Linked DNA regions of Homo sapiens: region 2 is linked to region 1. The links are chromatin contacts, found by Hi-C or POLR2A ChIA-PET in ENCODE. All regions are on one chromosome and are shown on one strand. The core of a region is the stretch at or near the end of the contact, and the rest is flanking DNA. Distances in the headings are between cores, read along the strand shown. Region 1 overlaps NPRL3 (NPR3 like, GATOR1 complex subunit). Region 2 overlaps AXIN1 (axin 1).

Region 1 (3,394 bases), core at 681-3,180:
CAACACACCCACATCCGGCTAAGTCCGGGAGACTTGGCCAGACTTCTGGCTGCCCCAGGCCAGAAGGTACAAACGGCCCCTCGGACGTCTCTTAGGACACGTCAATACGGGGTGCTCAGAGAACACCATGGCCCCAAGGTCCCAGAGGAGGGCAGCAGTCTCAGCTTCTTCCAGAACTGCATGCTAACCAAGTATGTCGGGGCAGACAGAGGCTCCCAGAACCTTACCTCTCTTTGGTCAGGGTCTTTGCAGGGTGAAAAACTCGTATCAAACCCTGAGAAATGTCCCAGCCGCTAAGGAATTAAAGATCACACCAGGAGAGATTTGTCCAGGGGATCCAGGTTACTCAACTTGAGTAAGCAATAGTTAGGATCTTGGCATCCGTATGCGACAGGGAAGAAAGGGCAAGCGAGAGGTGGCCCCATGCACTGTGCTGTCACCATCTGGGTCAGAAAGGAGGGCCACTGGAAATAAAAGGTCTATTTTTTTTTTCTTTTTTCTGAGACAAGGTCTCACTGTTGCTCAGGCTGGAGTGCAGTGGCGCCATCTCCGCTCACTGCAGCCTTGATCTCCCAGGCTCAAGACAACCTCCCAAGTAACTGGGACTACAGACGTGCAACATCACGCCTGGGGTGATTTTTTTTTTTTTTTTTTTTTTTTTTTTTGTAGAGACAGGGTCTATGTTGCCTAGGCTGGTCTCAAACTCCTGGGCTCAAGCGATCCTCCCACCTTGGCTTTTCAAAGTGCTAGGATTACAGGCGTGAGCCACCGCACCCACCCAAGGCCTTTCTGTTTCTGTCCTATTTAGGATGCAGCTCAAAGTGGCTGTTGGGACACCACAGAATCAGAATACGGAGGCTCCTATTGTTTCAAATGTAGCTGTCTTTGCTCCATCTAGGAGCACAGTGAGGCCTTATGACATGTGCTGTGGCTCCCAGCACCAGTTTAGGTACTTGGAGTGCAGCAGGGAAGAAAATAACTTGGCTGCTCTGCACGCTGGGGGCTTCACTCAGCGGCATCTAGACAGACACATAATTGGCCGGGCGTGGCGGCTCACGCCTGTAATCCCAAAACCTGGGAGGCCGAGGCAGGCCGATCACTTGAGGTCAGGAGTTCGAGACCAGCCTGGCCAACATGGTGAAACCCTGTCTCTACTAAAAATACAAATATTAGGCCGGGTGCCGTGGCTCACACCTGTAATCCCAGCACTTTGGGAGGCTGAGATGGGCAGATCACCTGAGGTCAGAAGTTTGAGACCAGACTGACCAACAGGGAGAAACCCCGTCTCTATTAAAAGTACAAAATTAGCTGGGCGTGGTGGTGCATGCCTGTAATCCCAGCTACTTGGAAGGCTGAGGCAGGAAAATCACTTGAACCTGGGAGGTAGAGGCGGAGGCGGAGGTTGCACTGAGCTGAGATCGTGCCATTGCACTCCAGCCTGGGCAACAAAAGTGAAACTCCATCTCAAAAAAAAAAAAAAAAATTAGCCAGGTGTGGTGGCAGGTGCCTGTAATCCCAGCTACTTGGTAGGCTGAGGCAGGAGAATCACTTGAACCCAGGAGGCGGAGGTTGCAGTGAGCCGAGATCGCGCCATTGCACTCCAGCCTGGGTGACAGAGCAAGACCCTGTCTCAAAAAAAATTGAAATTAACGTTTAAAAAAAAAGACACCTAATTGTAATCAAATTGTATGGAGCATTAGAAACTGGAGAGAGTTATAGGGAAAGGAACAGGGGCTTGGAACACACCTCATGGAAAGCCAGGAACAAGTTCCAGCTATGGGTATGGAGAAATGAGGGCAGGAGGGTCACATGAAGGTTCTTCTAGTGACTTCCCAGCTTGGTCATCTCTGCTGCCCTCACCGTGTCAGCTGTCCTTGGAGCCGCAGTCATGTGGTCTGGTTTGTACACTGGCATGGGGCCCTCTCCTCTGGCAGAGACACGCCATGTTGGTTCCTCTAACTTCCACGTGGACTTTACTCCATTTTCCCAAGCATCAGCTCACCCACCTGCTGCTTTCTCCCTCAGAGCACTCTGCACTGAGGCTGGTGCTTCTTTATGAACTAACCCAGCTCCCTAGAGCGGTGACAAGTGCTGCCACCAGGAGTGCCCCAAAGGCCATGGCAGACCTGGGCAAATTCCCTGAACATGTCAGAGGGATGACTGCTCTGGAAAGGTGCCGGCCCAACCTCCAGCCTGTAAATCCCCCACAGTAAGAGGGTAAGCCAGGAGCTGCACTGAGGTCTGTTAACAAGGGGAAAGAGAAAGGTTTGTCACTGTTTTTAAGTCTGCAGCTTTAAGACAAGAGCCCTTAGCACAAGCAGGGTTTGGGCCCTGAAAGGTTTCCTGCCGAGCTTGCACTTCTATTTGCAAGGTGTTTAATGGTTTGGTCTGAAAACACTCTGGAGGAAAACACTGTCCTCCTCAAGACTTATCCAGCCCCTCACACAGCTCTGGGCCAGCCAAGAGGGCCCAGCCCAGTCTGTGACAGGAGATAGGTGCCCCAGCCAAAGCCCTGCATCCTGACAATGACTATGCAAAAGGGAATGGCTGGCTTCAAACACACTCTCGCCGTTCATCTCCAAGACAGAAATGTGCACAAGCTTAGTCTAGTCCCCTCAGCTTTTAGCATCTGAGAAAGCATCCATTCCTAACCTTAGAACTAGACAGGACCTGTGAAGCTATCCTGCAAACCTCTGCATCCTCTGGTCCCACGGATGGGCCTGGCTTCCTACCATAAGTAGTGGGATGCTGCATAACCCAAAAGATCTATGTGGGTTCCAAACAGCCTACCTTGAAATTTCAAACGAAAGTTTATATATAGGTGCATTTTTATGGAAATGGGTACTACAACTCAGGATATTCACAGAGGGTCCATGGGACCAACCCTGCTCTCGACAGTTTGCAGTGCAAGGCTCCGCACCAAGTACCACCTACCCAGCCAGACCCTGGACATCACTCCCCACCACAGGTCCTGTTAACTCGGAGAACCATTCAGCAAATCACTTCTTCACACTCCATGGAATCTACACTGCTGTTATTCCCACCCACACATTCCGTCGACCCCTAGCGGATGAGCTGTGCTCCTCCACAGGCTGAGTGTAGGGGCTGTGTTGCAGAAAGTGAAGAGACATCCCTGCCCTCCTGGGAGACACAATTCAATGGTCATATGAATGAGTGACATGCTGTCACTGAGGGCCACTGGGATCCACAGGGAGACACAAGTGCTAGGTATGGCACAAGTGTTGGGGTGGCCTCCTGAGCGATTCACATTCCCAGCCTATATTCACAGATGTTAGGTCCTGCAGGACAGGGCCACCAGGCTATTCAGCCACACCATAACCCTAGCTTTAATTAAAATAGCAACTGGGGACCGGACGTGGTGGCTCACGCCTGT
Region 2 (3,586 bases), core at 884-3,383, 230 kb after region 1:
CAGCATGCCAATAACCCAGCACCCAGTACCATGGCATGCTAATTACACAGCACCCAATACCACGGCATGCCAATAATGCAGCACCCAGTACCACGGCAAGCTAATTACACAGCACCCAGTACCACAACACACCAATAACACAGCACCCAGTACCACAGCATGCCAATAACACAGCACCCAGTACCATGGCACACTAATTACACAGCACCCAGTACCATGGCACACTGATAACACAGCACCCAGTAGCACAGCACGCCAATAATGCAGCACCCAGTACCATGGCATGCTAATTACACAGCACCCAATACCACAGCACACCAATAACATAGCACCCAGTACCACAGCATGCCAATAACACAGCACCTAGTACCACAACACACTAATATCACAGCACCCAGTGCCACAGCATGCCAATAACACAGCACCCAGCACCATGGCATGCCAAAAGCAAACCATCCAGTACCATGACACGCTAATTACACAGCACCCAGTACCATGGCACACTAATTACACACCACTCACTAGAGAGAAACACTCTGAGGCAGAAATAGAAAATCTTTATTTTTATGAGATATTTAATTTTTTTCTGCTTCTTTTAAAAGGAGTTTCACTTTACCCAAATGAACCAAACGCAACCAACTCATGAGAATCTACAAAACACTCCCATTGGCGTATAGAATGCACAGCAGTAAGTGGACACATAACAAAGCCAAAATAAAAACGGCCTGGACTGCTTTTATTTGTAAACTTTTTTGTTCACCATGGAAATGCTTTATCTTTGTGGTATCTCCAACATAACTCCACACTGCACCACGAAGCTATAAATTCCAAAGCTAATGGAATTTCCAAGCAAAGGTGCAAGCCTGACACTGCATGAGGGGCCCTCACGCCAGTGCCTCTACTTACGTCACCCTCAGATCTCCACACAGGCACACCTCGGCCACTAGTCTGTACCAGGACACACTAATAACACAGCACACAGTACCACAGCATGCCAATAATGCAGCACCCAGTATCATGGCACGCTAATTACACAGCACCCAGTACCACGGCACACTAATTACACAGCACCCAGTACCACAGCACACCAATAACATAGCACTCAGTACCACAGCACGCCAATAACACAGCACCCAGTACCACGGCACACCAATAACATAGCACCCAGTACCACTGCATGCCAATAACACAGCACCCAGTACCATGGCACCCAATAACACAACACCCAGTACCATGGCACCCAATAACAGCACCCAGTACCACTGCGCCCAGTTACACAGCATGCCAGTACCACACACACCAGCTCCAAGGCACCCAGTACCACAGGATGCCTAAAGAGTAACTGTTTCAACCAGAGTGGGAATATGGAAGACTTCAGGACACATGTCTTCCAGAGAAAAAATACTTTATCCAAGAGGTTTTACAGTGAGGAGAAGAATATTCACAAGCACTCTATTGAGCTGAAGAATATGGGAAGATTTAAGTTGGAAAGTAAAATATTTAATCAAATGAAAAAAACGGCCATTATTAACTCAAAAACAAACACACAAAATTGTACAGGAAAGAAAATGGCCAGGCGTGGTGGCTCACGCCTATAATCCTAGCACTTTGGGAGGCCAAGGCAGGGGGATCACTTGAGGTCAGGAGTTCGAGACCAGCCTGGCCAACATGGTAAAACCTGGTCTCTGCTAAAAATACAAAAATTAGCTGGGTGTGGTGATGCACGCCTGTAATCCCAGCTACTCGGGAGGCCGAGGCAGAAGAATTTCTTGAACCCAGGAGGCGGAGGTTGCAGTAAGCCAAGATGGTGCCATTGCACTCCAGCCTGGGATACAAGAGCAAAACTCCGTCTCAAAAAAGAAAATGATTGACCCACTTGGCTCAGAAGTGAAAGCACCATGCCCTGGTGCATGAACACCTCAGGGTAGGGGTGAGACAGGAGAGCAGCAGAGCTCTCAAAGAGCCAGTGGACACAAGATAGCAGTGAGCACGTTACTCAGAAAAGGCACTAAGGACCGAACCGTGTCGCCCAATTAATATGTGTCAGCCCTGACCATCACGTGGCTGTGCTTGAAGTAAGGAAGTGTTATTGTTAGATGAGAACGCAAACGTGGGGCCCTGACCCAAGAGGGCTGGTTCCCTAAAAGAACAGACACCAGCTGGGCGCGGTGCCTCACACCTGTAATCCCAGCACTTTGGGAGGCCAATGCGGGCAGATCACGAGGTCAGTCCAAGACCAGTCTGGCCAATATGGTGGAACCTCATCTCTACTAAAAATACAAAAATTAGCCAGGTGTGGTGGCGCATGTCTGTAATCCCAGCTACTCAGGAAGCTGAGGCAGGAGAATCATTTGAACCCAGGAGGCGGAGGTTGCAGTGAGCTGAGGTTGCACCACTGCACTCCAGTCTGGGCAACAGAGCAAGACTCCGCCTCAAAAAAAAAAAAAAAAAACAAAACATAAATACAAGAACTTAACCAGGTGTGGGCCAGGCACAGTGGCTCACGCCTGTAATCCCAGCACTTTGGAAGGCCGAGGCTGGTGGATCACAACGTCAGGAGATGGAGACCATGATGGCTAACACGGTGAAACCCCGTCTCTACTAAAAACACAAAAAAATTAGCCGGGCATGGTGGCAGGCGCCTGTAATCCCAGATACTGGGGAGGCTGAGGGAGGAGGAGCTCTTGAGCCTGGGAGGGAGAGGTTGCAGTGAGCTGAGATCACACCACTGCACTCCAGCCTGGGTGACAGAGCAAGACCCCGTCTCAAAAAAAAAAAAAAAAAAAAAAAAAAAAGACACATTTACGTGTATCCTTTTTAAAGAAAAAATGTGCTTTTGAATAGCTGCATATTTTAAAGCTTTTATTCTTTTAATAATATACTTTCTAATTATAAACATGCTGTTATAGGAATTTGGAAAATACAGAAAAACAAAGAAAAAAATTAAAAGCCCACATATCCAACTGTATGAATGCCACTGGGCATTCAAGTCATCCTATTTGCTGGAATATTACAAGCAGCACTCCTTAGGGTTATTTTAAATGTTTGTTTAGGAGCAGACACCAATCCCATAGACTACAGGTGAGCTAGTAAAGATCCAGAGTGGGTCAAAACCAAAAAAAAAAAAAAAAAAAAGCACTGGAGCAACCTCAAAGGAGGCAGGAGGGTGAGTGCCATGAGCAGGGCACAGGACCAAGCAGCCCACTGCAGCTCACAGTGAGGACAGCGCCTGCCAGGACACCCGGACGCCCAGCTACCCGGCCACCTGGCCACCTAGCCAGCTGAGCCAAGAGCTGAGCCCATTTGCCAGCAGATGCTTCAACGGATCACAAAGGAAGCCCGTGGGCCGAGGCTGCAATCCACACAAGCCAGCGTTCAACTCCGGACAGGGCCCAGGGTCCTTGCTGGAGGAGAAGGGGCATGGAATCTGGGCCCTATGGGCACTCAGCCGGGCGTGCGGCCTCTGGGGGCCCCCTGGACGCCACAGCAGTATGGCAGAGCTGTGTGTGTTTTCACAGAGCCCTGTGACCAGTCTCCATCTCTCAGGGAGTGGAGAGACCGAACACCTTCTGGAGCTAATGGGTTC

What was found. Hi-C counts contacts between places; a loop is a spot of excess contacts on that map. ChIA-PET counts read pairs that join two places held with the same protein, here RNA polymerase II (POLR2A). Pooled maps may share reads with other maps.
Region 2: POLR2A ChIA-PET joins it to region 1 with 10 read pairs in activated T-cell. The contact joins two enhancer-like sites. A Hi-C loop is called at or near these places in 2 of 50 pooled maps. POLR2A ChIA-PET finds 5 or more read pairs at or near these places in 4 of 52 experiments (HEK293, activated CD4-positive, alpha-beta T cell and activated T-cell).

The regions. Positions count from the first base shown.
Region 1 is chr16:102,661-106,054 of GRCh38, forward strand. All of the region lies in intron 7 of NPRL3 (NPR3 like, GATOR1 complex subunit), which reads right to left. Among named protein-coding and RNA genes, the nearest start is that of MPG, 26 kb to the left of the region's middle. Within about 2 kb of position 1,931, at least 2 of the 41 ENCODE cell types and tissues checked have a DNase peak (open chromatin) inside an H3K27ac peak, as active enhancers do.
Region 2 is chr16:334,383-337,968 of GRCh38, forward strand. The region is part of intron 2 of AXIN1 (axin 1); the gene reads right to left. Among named protein-coding and RNA genes, the nearest start is that of AXIN1, 17 kb to the right of the region's middle. RefSeq lists an enhancer at 1,847-2,141. Within about 2 kb of position 2,134, at least 2 of the 41 ENCODE cell types and tissues checked have a DNase peak (open chromatin) inside an H3K27ac peak, as active enhancers do.